Linked DNA regions of Homo sapiens: region 1 is linked to region 2. A link is an interaction called in ENCODE POLR2A ChIA-PET data of the cell type or tissue named here. Cell type or tissue: OCI-LY7. All regions are shown on one strand. Each heading gives the region's core, and the rest is flanking DNA. Links, peaks and the distances in the headings are about the cores only.

Region 1 (11,760 bases), core at 2,629-5,128, 110 kb before region 2:
AGGATTGCTTGAGCCTGGGAGGCAAGACTGCAGTGAGCCAAGATCACACCACTGCAATCCAGCCTGGGCAACAGAGCAAGACTGTCTCAAAAAAACAAAAAAAAAAAACAAAAAAAACAAAAACAAAAAATCCTCACAGAACTGTAAAACAATAAACCAGAAGAGTCAATTTTACCATATGTTAACTTTAAAGAGTTTATTTTAAAGTAAACAAAAAAGCCCTTGAACTAAACAATTGAGACCTATTTGATCAGTTATAGAATATATACCTGAGAAAATTACTAGTTATTCTAACCTGCTTAAAGGCATATTTAACCACTCAAGTAACAAAACATTACTGTAAAATCTTGTGAAGAATGTTGTATGTAGATAGGGAAACGCTGTCTCTACAAATAATAAAAAAAAGTTAGCCAAACATAGTGGCACACGACTACTGTCCCAGCTACTCAGGAGATTGAGGCAGGAGGATAGCCTGAGCCCTAGAGGCTGAGGCTGCAGTAAGCTGTGACACTGTATCCTGGGTGACAGAGTGAGACCCTGTCTCAAAAAAAAAAAAAAAAAAAGTTGTGTGTAATGGGTATATTAAGATATGGTCACACGGCTGGGCCTATAAAAGCTAACACTAAACTCTGACTTTTTTTTTTTTTTTTTTTGGTGGAGTTTCGCTCGTTGCCCAGGCTGGAGTGCAATGGCGCAATCTCGGCTCACTGCAACCTCCACCTCCTGGGTTCAAGCACTTCTCCTGCCTCAGCCTCCCAAGTAGGTGGTATTACAGGCATGCACCACCATGCTTGGCTAATTTTTGTATTTTTAGTAGAGACAGGGTTTCACCATGTTGGTCAGGTTGGTCTCGAACTCCTGACCTCAGGTGATCCACCCGCCTTGGCCTCCCAAAGTGCTGGGATTACAGGTGTGAGCCACCACGCCAGGCCAACACTAAACTCTTATACAAGGGATGGCTGAAGGTAGTCTCACCTCAAAAATGAAGTCATTTTCGGAGTCAATAAACTAGAGACGTGAACTATGGGGGATGGAAGGCTAAAATAAGGTTCTATTAATCTGAACCATAAAGGTGTCAAGATGTCTACACAGGAGTTTCAGTATGGCAGGTTGAAAGACCGTGCCCTCCAAACACAGGCAGGTCAAAAAAGCCACCAGTTAAGCTATGTCCCTTTTGGCATTCTAAACTGGTAAAATCAGACTGAAAGAGAAGATAATGCTTAACATATGTGGAGAAGGGCAATGACAAATCTTCAGGAATTTTTACTTATTTCTACCCTAGATATATAAGAAAGTCTATTCTGAAAATCCCAGCCCTTTCCAACCCTGAAAAACAAAGAAATGTGAGTCCGTATTTTGGCCAAAGCACTGAAAGGAAGGAGGCACACCACAGGAACCAAGCATTGGAAGTAACAGGAAGTTAAAGAATTACAAGTGAGGAGGCCGGGTGCAGTGGCTCACACCTGTAATCCTAGCACTTTGGGAGCATTGAGATGGGTGGATCACCTGAGGTCAGGAGTTCGAGACCAGCCTGGCCAACATGGCAAAACCCCGTCTCTACTAAAGATACAAAAAATAGCCAGGCGTGGTGGCGCACACCTGTGATCCCAGCTCCTACAGAGGCTGAGGCAGGAGAATCGCTTTAACCCGGGAAGTGGAGATTGCAGTGAGTCAAGATCGCACCACTGCACTCCAGCCAGGGTGACGGAGCGAGACTCTGTCAAAAAGAAAGAAAAAAAAAAGGAATTACAAGTGAGGCTGGGCACGGTGGCTCACACCTGCAATCACAGCACTTTGGGACACAGACCCGAGCAGATCGCTTGAGCCCAAGAGTTCAAGAATAGCCTGGGCGACATGCTGAAACCCTGTCTCTACAGAACATAAACAAAATGAGCCAGGCATGGTGGCATGCACCTGTGGTCCCAGCTACTTGGGAGGCTGAGGTGGGAGGATGACCTGAGCCTAGGAGTGAGGCTGCAGTGAGCTGAGATCAGGCCACTGCACTCCAGCCTGGGCGATGGCACAAGATCCTGTCTCAAAAAACAGAAAAAGCAAACAAACAAAACAAATAACAATAATAAACTCCAACCTTTTTTTAAAAAGTCCGGAACACAGTAATGAAACTATACAGAACATAGCTGAGAATCCAAAAACACATTTTTATTATCTCAAGCAGCCAATATAGAGAGTGACACATCAACACACTATAACATCTACTTTACTCCAGATAGAAGTCCTCATTCAGCCCGTTCTGGAATAGAAGCTACAAATCAGAAAACTGTAAGGGAAAGAGGGGAGGAGGGTGGACCCAGGAGATAGAAACTGCTTTAGAAAAGGGTATCTATGATAGTTAAAAATGTCACCCAACACCAAGGGAAGAAACAAAAGCAGCAACAAAAACAAACAAATAAATAAAAACCTATATACAGCAGAAACAAGCATTTTTAAAACAGTCTGGAGCTACTTAGTGTGTAACCAAAAAGTAGCCAACTCCCACTAAGGTCCTAAGAGCACCAATAAATTATAAACAGTACCACAATATAGTTTTTGTTGTTGTTTTTTGCTTTCTTTTTGAGACAGGGTCTCACTCTGCCACCCAGGCTGGAGTGCAGTGGTGCGATCTCGGCTCACTGCAATCTCTGCCTCCTTGGCTCACTGCAATCTCTGCCTCCTTGGCTCAAGCGATCCTCCCACCTCAGCTCCCCAAGTAGCTGGGACTACAGGCGCAAGCCACCACACCAGGCTGACTGGCTGATTTTTGTATTTTTTTTAGAGATGAGGTTTCATCATGTTGCCCAGGCTGGTCTCAAACTCCTGAGCTCAAGTGATCCACCCACCTTGGCCTCCCAAAGCCCTGGGATTACAGGCATGAGCAACCGCACCTGGACCATAATGTGGTTTTATAAAAAGACCTTGATTCTCCAAGAAGTGGTTAAAATAAGATTAACATTTAACATTCAATGCACAGGGAAAAAACATGAATACAAAATTATATCTGTATTATAACCAACTTCTAAAAATCTTACAGTTCAGATACCATCTGCCCTTACTAATTTAACTACCTGACCCATCAAAGACTGAGAAAGGTATGTTAAAGTCTACCACTATGATTGTGCTTCTGTCAATTTCTCCATTTACATATAACCACTTACATTTAGTATTTCGATGGTTTCACTCTATGCTTAAGTGTTCCATATTTTATATTCATTATGGCTTGTACACTATAACAAAATAAAATGTCCCTCTTTGTCCTGTTTTTTTAAAGCAAATAATAAAAACATCTCTTAAAACAAGGATGGAAAGCGAACACAAAAATATTAAAAGTCTGACTTAAGGGACACGGATTATAGATTAATGTGTTTCAGTTTTTATTAACAGTTATATGATAAATAATGATAAAAACAGAGGAAAAAAGGAAACATAAAATTCATTTTAGAAAAATTTCTATCCAAAATGGTTAAGCAAAATTGGGTTTTGGAGCTTAAACTAAATAAGATTACTTTATATGCCCAAAGAATCAAAATTATAAACAAACTAAAGGAAAAAAATGTAAATAGAAGAAAAAAATAATGTGTGCATGTTTCAATTCTCCTAAAATTTATGGCCAAAATGGTGAAGATGGCTATTTTCCAACATCTCCACAAATCCCTTTAAGGATAAAGATTTTTCTCATACAGCAATACCATTCTCAGGCCATGAGAAGTGCTTTTTTTTTTTTTTTTTTTTTTTTTTTTTACTTTGAAATGCCTATTTTTCCCACTAAATACAAGCTCCCTAAGGCTAGATCTTCATTTGCCTTGTTCACTCTTGTATCCTCCTATAAGAATACAAACTTGATAAATACTATATTTATTAAATCCTAAATGCTAAAATATCTTTAAAAAAATTGAATTGTCCTTTCCAAAGCACACAAAATAAAGGTGTACCAGCTGCTCACCAACAGCTATGGAAAAAGGGTGTCAGAACTCAACCCAGTTCTCTCTTCTACCCTGCCCAGATAACGTTCTCCCTGCTTTAGAACTCACACTGCCCACTGTGCACTTTCAGCTACTGACAGCCAACTATCAAGGACACAACCAAAAAGCTGGAGCTTCTGCAACTATGTGGTCAGTCTTCCCCTAACAGACCTCAAGTTATTTGAGCTCTAAATCTAAAAACAAAATTCTAAAACTTAACTTTTCAACATTAAAATCACCTATTTTTCTATCCAACAAAGATTGTACTTGAAGAAGTCTTTCTGGCTAAACAATGAGAAAAGACCCAAGCAAATAAGCAAGACTTCAATTAACTTCACCATTGACTACTGTGTCAGTCACAGAATGTCAGTCTAGCTGAGAATGTTCAAGGGATGTAAGTTAACATCAGGCAAAACCCTCCAAAGAAGTTACCATGCTTTCCCTCTTGCATTCTCCAGATGGCCTATATTTTTATATTATGGGCCATACAGAACCCCTATTTCAGATTTTTATTTCATATGTATATCTGAGTTGCTTTAACGCCATTTACAACCTGCAAAATACTATGACTAGAATGTGACACTAGAAAAGCTTAAATCAAATCAACTGATTGTATTATGCTTCAATCAGACTTTTACTTTACAATACATCTTATTCTGGCTATCATTACACTGATCTAGCCTAGCTGGTTTTCTCACTGCCTGTGTTTTTGTGGTTTTCTTTCTTTTGAGGGGAGTAGAGGGGTGCATACCTATTTCCCCTATATGAAGAAATGTGTTCACAGAAGGGAAATGGTCTACAGTGAATAAACGGAAAAGACCAGAGTTAGAACTTCACTGTTTGAATAGGAGAGATTAAATCTGGGGATAGGCCAGGCGTGGTGGCTCACGCCTGTAATCCCAGCACTTTGGGAGGCCGAGGCAGGTAGACTGCTCAAGTCCAGGAGTTCAAGACCAGCCTGAGCAACATGGCGACACCCAGTCTCTACTAAAAATACAAAAATTAGTTGGGAGTGGTGGCGCATGCGTCTGTAGTCCTAGCTATTCGGGAGGCTGATGTGGGAGGATCACTTGAGCCAAGGGGACTTGGGTTGCAGTGAGCTGAGATCGAATCACTGCACTCCAGCCTGGGTTGTGAAGTAAGACCGTCTCAAAAATAATAATAATACAATGAAATAAATCTGGGGATAAGTATTCTGGTCTTTAGAGAGGCAAACAGCATTGTAAGACAAGCATAATTCTTTGATCAGGTTTCACCATGGCTTAAAATGACAAAACACTCAAGACCAACTTTATATGGTCTGTTTCAGGCTCACAGTGCAACTTTCTGATTATTAAATACTTCCTTAAGCGCCTCAACTCCCAAGTACCTCCATACAAGGAATAGTGTCCTGTGGAATGCAGACACAAGTAATTCAGGAGAAAAGCATATCCCCCCCTTGTGAATTACAATACTACAGTATTATTATAACTTACAAATCAGTGTGTTTGATTGGTCTCAATCACCCCTAGGAGATGAACTACTAAAATGGAATTTCTGGATCTTCAAGGCTAAAGAATAGGCTGTGGAATGTAGGATCACATTGAGATACCACCCCACCCTGTCTAGGCAGCCAGCTGGCATCCCTCTAAGAGGACTTAAGTTCAATTCTCCCTAAATTGTCACAGTAATTACAGGAATCTTATTTTATGCTTAATTATCCATAACCAAAATTCACCAGAACTGAGATCTAAAAAGCAGATGTCTATAAATGCAAACATGCCTACTGAACAATTCAACAGCACTGAGATGCATAAAAAGCAGACTGGGCACAGTGGCTCAGGCCTGTAATCCCAGCACTCTGGGAGGCCGAGGAGGGCAGAATGCTTGATTCCAGGAGTTCAAGACCAGCCTAGGCAACACAGCAAGACCCTGACTCTTAAAAAAAAAATTATATATATATATATATATGTATGTATATGTATATAAGCATGAAAAGCAATAAAGGCCAAGTAAACAATGATCGCTAAACAAGACAAACATCTAATCTGACACTAATGAAATAAAAAAAAATTTCATTCTCCCAACCATAATCTTATTAGCAAAACCATACTAAAGTACTCTCAATTCAAGAAGTATCATCAAATTCTCAAAACGAAAATTTGGCTTAAAGACATGACCCAAAGGGTATAATTAATGTTGAAGGAGGTTATCTGATGTAAATATGGATGCCTTTTTAACTTCTATATATAGTCTGCTATCTTTCAAGTAATGAGCATGTAAAACTTGGAATAAAACTTGCTTTGAAAAAAAGCAAACAAATTAACAAAAACGTATAAATAAAGCAACTGTAAACTTTCAAACCTAGTAAGGTGTCATTCATTCCAGAAAAACTTATCTAAGTGTACTCTTCCCTAGGATGACAAGCAGAAACATTAGAAAGTTACTTAATATAGCCGGAGACGGTGGCTCACCCCTGTAATCCCAGCACTTTGGGAGGCTGAGGTAGGCAGATCATGAGGTCAGGAGTTCAAGACCAGCCTGACCAACATAGTGAAACCCCATCTCTACTAAAAATACAAAAATTAGCCGGGCGCAGTGGTGCACGCCTGTGACCCCAGCTACTCAGGAGGCTGAGGCAGGAGAATCGCTTGAACCCAGGAGGCGGGGATTGCAGTGACCTGAGATCGTGCCACTGCACTCCAGCCTGGGCGACAGAGCAAGACGCAGTCTCAAAAAAAAAAAGTTACTTAATACTAAGATGACAAATTTTCCCTAGCATATTCTTCATGAATCCAAGTTCTATTAATTCTGGATATACAAGGAGAGTGGGGGAGTTGTCCAAAGAAAATTAAAGATGGTATAATATTTACTTTTAATTAATGTATCTGATATTAACTAGTTAGAAATGGAGGGTAAACAGTCCCATTGACAATAGTGTCAAAATAAAATACGTAGGAATAAATTTAGTAAGAAAGGTATAGGAACTATACGAAAAAAACTACGAAATCTATAAAATATTTGTTGAAAGACCTAAAATAAACTTGAACAAACAGACACACACTACAGCAAGGAAAAATTATCATCAAAAACTGTTAAGGCTGGGTGCGGTGGCTCACGCCAGTAATCCCAACACTTTAGAGGCCAAGGTGGGAGGATCACTTGAGGCCATGAGTTAGAAACCAGCCTGGGCAATACAGTGAGACTGTGTCTCTACACTGCCTCCCAGATTCAAGCAATTCTCCTGCCTTACCCTACCGAGTAGCCAGGACTATAGGCGCGTGCCACCACGCTCAGCTAATTTTTTTGTATTTTTAGTAGAGACAAGGTTTCACCTTGTTAGCTAGGATGATCTCAGTCTCCTGACCTCGTGATCCGCCAGCCTCGGCCTCCCAAAGTGCTGGGATTACAGGCATGAGCCACTGCACCCAGCTGGAATGGATTCTAAGACAGTTTCAGAAACCAAAGAGGAAAAGAGGGATATATATAATTACCTGAAAATGTCTGTGACATAAATAAGATTAAAAGATAAATGAGGCCGGGCGTGGTGCGGTGGCTCACGCCTGTAATCCCAGCACTTTGGAAGGCAGAGGCAGGCAGATCACCTGAGGTCAGGAGTTTGAGACCAGCCTGGCCAACATGGCGAATCTCTGTCTCTACTAAAAGTACAAAAATTAGCCGGGCATGGTGGCGGGCACCTGTAATCCCAGCTACCCAGGAAGCTGAGGCAGGAGAATTGCTTGAACCCAGGAGGCAGAGGCTGCAGTGAGCCGAGATCACACCACTGCACTCTAGCCTGGGCGACAAGGGTGAGACTCTGTCTCCCAGGAAAAAAAAAAAGGATAAATGAAAGACAAGAAAAATACACGTGCCATATAACAAAGAATTAACATTCCATAAGCGCTCCTACAGGAGGAAAAAAAAAGAGAAAGAAAAATGAAGCAAGGACATGAGCAGACAATTCTCGGTAAAGGAAATCCAATGGCTATTATACGTATCAAATAAGGCTAGCCCCAGTAACAGGGAAGTTAAAATTAAGACAAACTGCATGACCCATTTATCATCTAGCAGACTAGTAAAAATTAAACTATGTATTTATACCCAGTGGTTTCATGATATGGAGAAGTTACTGCTATTTGGGATGAAAATTATGATAACCTATTTAGAGAGTAATCTAGCAATAATAATATTTAAAATATATTTCTCTGTTAACCCAGAATTCCCCCTTTGGAGACTACAGAAATAAAAGCATCAGCATATAAGGCGGCATGTACAAGGATATTTATTGTAGCACTTTGTTAAGTGGCAAAAATCTAGAAATGATCTAAATGTCCACAGGAAAATAATAAATTATGGTACATCCACGCTATAAGACACAATAGGACTGTTTAAAGGAACAAGATAGAATTATATTTACTGTGGGCTGAGTGCAGTGGCTCACACCTGTAATCTCAGCACTTTGGGAGGCCACAGGAGGCAGACTGCTCAAGTCCAGGAGTTTGAGACCAGCCTGAGCAATACAGCTATATCTCATCTCTTATTAAAAAACTAATAGGCTGGGAGCGGTGGCTCACACCTGTAATCCCAGCACTTTGGGAGGCCAAGGTAGGCGGATCATGAAGTCAGGAGATCAAGACCATCCTGGCTAACATGGTGAAACCCAATTCTACTAAAAATACAGAAAATTAGCGGGGTGTGGTGACAGGTGCCTGCAGTCCCAGCTACTCGGGAGGCTGATGCAGGAGAATGGCGTGAACCCAGGAAGCAGAGCATGCAGTGAGCCGAGACTGCGCCACTGCACTCCAGCCTTCGTGACAGAGCGAGGTTCCATCTTAAAAATAATAATAATAATAATAATAATAAAAAATTATATTGGCTGGGTGCGGTGGCTCACGCCTGTAACCCCAGCACTTTGGGAGGCCGATGCAGGCAGATTGCTCAAGCCCAGGAGTTCGAGATCAGCCTGAGCAACATAGCAAAATGTCATCTTTTAAAAAAATAATAATAAAGAATTATATTGCCGGGCACGGTGGCTCACGCCTGTAATCCCAGCACTTTGGGAGGCCGAGGCAGGTGGATCACGAGGTCAGGAGATCAAGACCATCCTGGTTAACATGGTGAAACTCTGTCTCTACTAAAAAAAAAAATACAAAAAAATTAGCCGGGTGTGGTGGTGGGCGCCTGTAGTCCCAGCTACTCGGGAGGCTGAGGCAGGAGAATGGCGTGAACCCAGGAGGTGGAGCTTGCAGTGAGCCGAGATCGCACCACTGCACTCTAGCCTGGGTGATAGAGCAAGACTCCCCATCTCAAAAAAAAAAAAAAAAAGAATTATATTGGCCAGGCACGGTGGCTCACACCTGTAATCCTAGCACTTTGGGAGGCCAAGGTGGGAGGATCATGTGAGGTCGGGAGTTCAAAACCAGCCTGACCAACATGGAGAAACCCCCCCGTCTCGGGTCGGGTGCGGGGGCTCACGCCTTTAATCCTAGCACTTTGGGAGGCCAAGGTGGGCAGATCACGAGGTCAGGAGATGGAGACCATCCTGGCTAACATGGTGAAACCCCATCTCTACTAAAAATACAGAACATTAGCCAGGCGTGGTGGTGGGTGCCTGTAGTCCCAGCTACTCGGGAGGCTGACGCAGGAGAATGGCGTGAACCTGGGAGGCAGAACTTGCAGTGAGCTGGGATCGCGCCACTGCACTCCAGCCTGGGCAACACAGCGAGACTCCGTCTCAAAAAAAAAAAAGAAAGAAACCCCATCTCTACTAAAAATACAAACTTAGCGGGGCATGGTGGCACATGTCTGTAATCCCAACTACTCGGGAGGCTGAGGCAGGAGAATCACTTGAACCTGGGAGGCGGAGGTTGCGGTGAGCTGAGATCACGCCATTGCACTCCAGCCTGGGCAGCAAAAGCAAAACTCCGTCTCAAAAAAACAAAACAAAAATGAATTATATTGGCTGGGCGCGGTGGCTCATGCCTGTAATCCCAGCACTTTGGGAGGCCAAGGCAGGCAGATCACTTAAGGTCAGGAGTTTGATACCAGCCAGGCCAACATGGCGAAACCTCATCTCTACTAAAAATACAAAAATTATCTGGGTGTGGTGGCAGGTGCCTATAATCCCAGCTACTCTGAAGTCTGAGGCAGGAGAATCACTGAACCCAGGAGGCGGAGATTCCCACCACCTGGGTGACAGGGTAAGACTCCATCTCAAAAAAAACAAACAAACAAAAAAAAAGAATTATATTTACTGACCATGACATGTTAAAAAAAAAAAAAAGCGTGTCATAGAGTAATATAAATAATATGATCTCTCTTTAGTAAAAACAAAAAATTCCTATGTACACTTACGTGAGTATGTACAGTACTTAACTAAGCATTGAGAGAAATATTGAAGCGTAAATTCATTCATAATCTGTTAAAATTTGGGGTTAAAATTAAGACTGTCATAGAACAGATGATGTAACACTACAGGGTAAACACTATAGGGTAAACATCCCTAATCCAAAATCTGAAATTCTCCAAAACCTGACATTTTTTGATTGTTGACATGATGCTTGAAGAAATGCTCTTCAAGGCCGGGCGCGGTGGGTCACGCCTGTTATCCCAGCAGGGGAGGCTGAGGCGGGCAGATCACAAGGTCAGGAGATCACGACCATCCTGGCTAACATGGTGAAAGCCCGTCTCTACTGAAAATACAAAAAATTAGCCAGGCGTGGTGGCGGGCGCCTGCAGTCCCAGCTACTCTGGAGACTGAGGCAGGAGAATGGCATGAACCCGGGAGGCGGAGCTTGCAGTGAGCCGAGATTGCGCCACTGCACTCCAGCCTGGGCGACAGGGCGAGACTCCGTAACCAAAAAAAAAAAAAAAAAAGAAAAGAAAAAAATGCTCTGCAAGTGTTTCAGATTTTGGATTTTAGGATTAGGGATGTACAAGTGGTGTAACGCAAATATTCCAAAATCTGAAAAAATCCAAAATATGAAACATTTCTGGTCTCAAGCATTTCAGATAAGAGATACTCAATGTGTATTTGGTTGAAAGAGCTAACTTATATAAATGATTATACAGTTGTACAACTCAAAGTAAAAGGAGTTCCATTAGTGTTTTTACAGCTCAAGTTAGTGAACCTATTTAACTAAACCTCAAAACTAAACAACTGAAAAAGTGTTCAGTCTTAAAAGGAAGCAAAAGAAGCGTTTTTTACTTACCTCTTTTTTTTGAGACAGTCTATCTCTGTCACCCAGGCTGGAGTGCAGTGGCACAGTCTTAGCTCACTGCAGCCTTGAACTCCTGGGTTCAAGTGATCTTCCTGCCTCAGGCTCCCAGGCAGCTAAGGCTACTGGCAAAGACACCACAACCCAGCTACTTTAAAAAATTTTGGGCCAGGCGCGGTAGCTCATGCCTGTAATCCCGGCACTTTGGGAGGCCGAGGTGGGTGGATCACCTGAGGTCAGGAGGTCAAGACCAGCCTGTCCAACATGGTGAAACCCCATCTCTACTAAAAGTACAAAAATTAACTGGGCATGGTGGCGGGCGCCTGTAATTCTAGCTACTTGGGAGGCTGAGGCAGAAGAATCGCTTGAACCCAGGAGGCGGAGGTTGAGGTGAGCCGAGATCGCACCACTGCACTCCAGCCTGGGTGACAGAGCAAGACTCTGTCTCAAAAAAAAAATTCGTACAGCCAGAGTCCCACTGTGTTTCCCAGGCTGGTTTCAAACTCCTGTCCTCAAGTGATCCTTCTGACTTGGCTTCCCAAAGTACTGGGATTACAGACATGAGCCACCAGGTCTGGCCAGCGAAGTTTATTTTTAGGTTGAGAAAA
Region 2 (2,500 bases), core at 1-2,500:
GGTAAAAGACCCAATGAATTTCCCATAATGTTTTTATCTCAATTTTATTGAGAACAAGATGAAGATACTTTCTTTATGCCTGTGCATTTCAGTATTTATAGCTCCTTCAAGAAAATTTTGATGGTCTCTGAATTCTGAAGCCTTATTTTCTTGTGAATAACACATGATGCTGTTGATCTTACAGTTTTTTTTTTAAATTAATTTTCAGTCTTAGTTTGACCAGTGAAGATTTTATTATAGTGTGAAAATACACAGTGAACTTTGTGCCACTTGTACATGTAATGCTTCTAAAGGAATTGGACCACCAGGTGTGGCGGCTCATGCCTGTAATCCCAGCACTTCGGGAGGTTGAGGCGGGAGGATTGCTGAGCCCAAGAGTTGGGAGACCAGCCTGGGCAACATAGCAAGGCCCCATCTCTGCTAATAAAAATTTTTAAAAAGATAAAGGAATTGGGCTGTATTATCTTGGAAATGTGTCCTAGCACCTCATTGTGTCTGTTTCTACTCTAACATCACATCTTCATAACTGCGATACAGTGGTCATACCAAAATTTGTTCAAATTACTTCTTTTATAAGAACAACAACAAAAGAAACCTCAGGCTGGGAGTGGTGGCTCATACCTGTAATCCCAGCACTCTGGGAGGCCGAGGCGGGTGGATCACCTGAGGTCAGGAGTTTGAGACCAGCCTAGCCAACATGGTGAAACCCTGTCTCTACTAAAAATAGAAAAAATTAGCTGGGCGAACAGCCGGGCATGGTGGCTAACGCCTGTAATCCCAGCACTTCGGGAGGCCGAGGCGGGTGGATCACAAGGTCAGGAGATCGAGACCATCCTGGCTAACACGGTGAAACCCTGTCTCTACTAAAAATATAAAAAATTAGCTGGGTATGGTGGTGGGTGCCTGTAGTCCCAGCTACTCGGGAGGCTGAGGCAGAGGTAGTAGTGAGCCAAGATTGCGCCACTGCACTCTAGCCTCGGCGACAGAACAAGACTCTGTCTCAAAAAAAAAAAAAAAAAAAATTAGCTGGGCGTGATGGCAGACACCTGTAATCCTAGCTACCTGGGAGGTTGAGGCAGGAGAATCGCTTGGACCTGGGAGGTGGAGGTTGCAGTAGGCTGAAATCGCACCATTGCATTCCAGCCTGGGCAACAAGAGTGAAACTCGGTCTCAAAAAAAAAAAAAAAGATCAGAATAAATAAAATAACACACGTCAAAACCAAAAGCTTTTGTACGTATTGGAGTGTCTGTAGCCAGTCTTGACCTTGCTCTCTCCCCTCCTCACTTCGTACTTTTAGAGCTACAAACACTGAGTTTACTCCCTTAGGAAGTCTTTTTTTTTTTTTTTTTTTTTTTGGCTACTTTTAGCTGCTACTACTTTGAATAGAGCTTTCAGGATCACTACTTCTGGGCAGCTTCACTATTTTGGGCAGCAGTTCTGATTCTTTTCCTCCTCCAGATATCCTAAGAGGAAGGACTCAGTCCATGGTTTTACTTTGCTTATTCAGGATGGGGAGGCTAACTAGCTCGCGAAGTCTCAGCGAGCTGAGTGATAAAAGAGGAACTAGATGGGTTTGCTATGCCAGTGTTAAGAATTGGAGTAAAGTGAAGGATTGGGCTGCTGATCCATGTGTGACACTAATAAAAATAATGGTGTTACACTAATAAAGATAAGTATATATGTATATAAACAGAATACCGAGAACTAGGATTGTGGTCACTAGTTCATAACCATTTTTTAGAGTTTATGTTATAATTGCTTACTTGTCTTATAGTTGTTTTTATGTCAGCTATACCCATTTGATTGTGAGCCCCTTGAAGGCTAGGGAAGCTCTCATTTGAATGTCTGTTGTAGACAGTGGCTTAGCACAGTGCTTAATAGAATAGCACTCAATAAATATTTGGTGAGTGAGTGAATGACAGTAAAGATGTTGAAGCACAGTGATTTTAGAGTAACGTCTGAATCACAAAAAGAATTTTAGATTACTTACTGGACAATGTTAGTATGTGATGTGTATATAATCACATATGTATAAAAATTTGTTTATGTTTGTTAATGTATATATGAATAGTAAATGTTGACTAGAATATTTTATTAACTTTTAGGTTATTATTTCCAAAATTAATGTTCCTAATCATACAGGATAACAAAGTTTATGTTATGTTTAGCTTTGGAAACAGGTTCAAATTCTGAGATAGTAATTAAGTCAGTCTTTTGGTTTTTTTTCTTTTTTTTTGAGACGGAATCTTGCTCTGTCGCCCAGGCTGGAGTGCAGTAGCACGATCTCGGCTCACTGCAAGCTCCACCTCCCGGGTTCACGCCATTCTCCTGCCTCACCCTCCCAAATAGCTGGGACTACAGGCACCCATCACCACACCCAGCTAATTTTTTGTGTTTTTAGTAGAGATGGGGTTTCACTGCGTTAGCCAGAATGGTCTCGATCTCCTGACCTCGTGATCCACCCACCTCGGCCTCCCAAAGTGCTGGGATTACAGGTGT

What was found. Peaks named below come from ENCODE experiments on the same cell type or tissue, not always from the same donor. Only the 100,000 strongest peaks of a DNase experiment are listed, where the experiment ranks them.
Region 1: POLR2A ChIA-PET joins it to region 2 with 19 read pairs; 27 of 35 experiments call an interaction of 5 or more read pairs at or near these places.

The regions. Positions count from the first base shown.
Region 1 is chr16:71,791,130-71,802,889 of GRCh38, forward strand. The region is part of intron 1 of AP1G1 (adaptor related protein complex 1 subunit gamma 1); the gene reads right to left. Among named protein-coding and RNA genes, the nearest start is that of AP1G1, 12 kb to the right of the region's middle. In OCI-LY7, for the core only: no CTCF peak of the experiment used is centred there; no DNase peak of the experiment used is centred there.
Region 2 is chr16:71,898,995-71,901,494 of GRCh38, forward strand. The region is part of intron 1 of IST1 (IST1 factor associated with ESCRT-III); the gene reads left to right. Among named protein-coding and RNA genes, the nearest start is that of IST1, 4.7 kb to the left of the region's middle. In OCI-LY7, for the core only: no CTCF peak of the experiment used is centred there; a DNase peak (open chromatin) is centred at 1,537.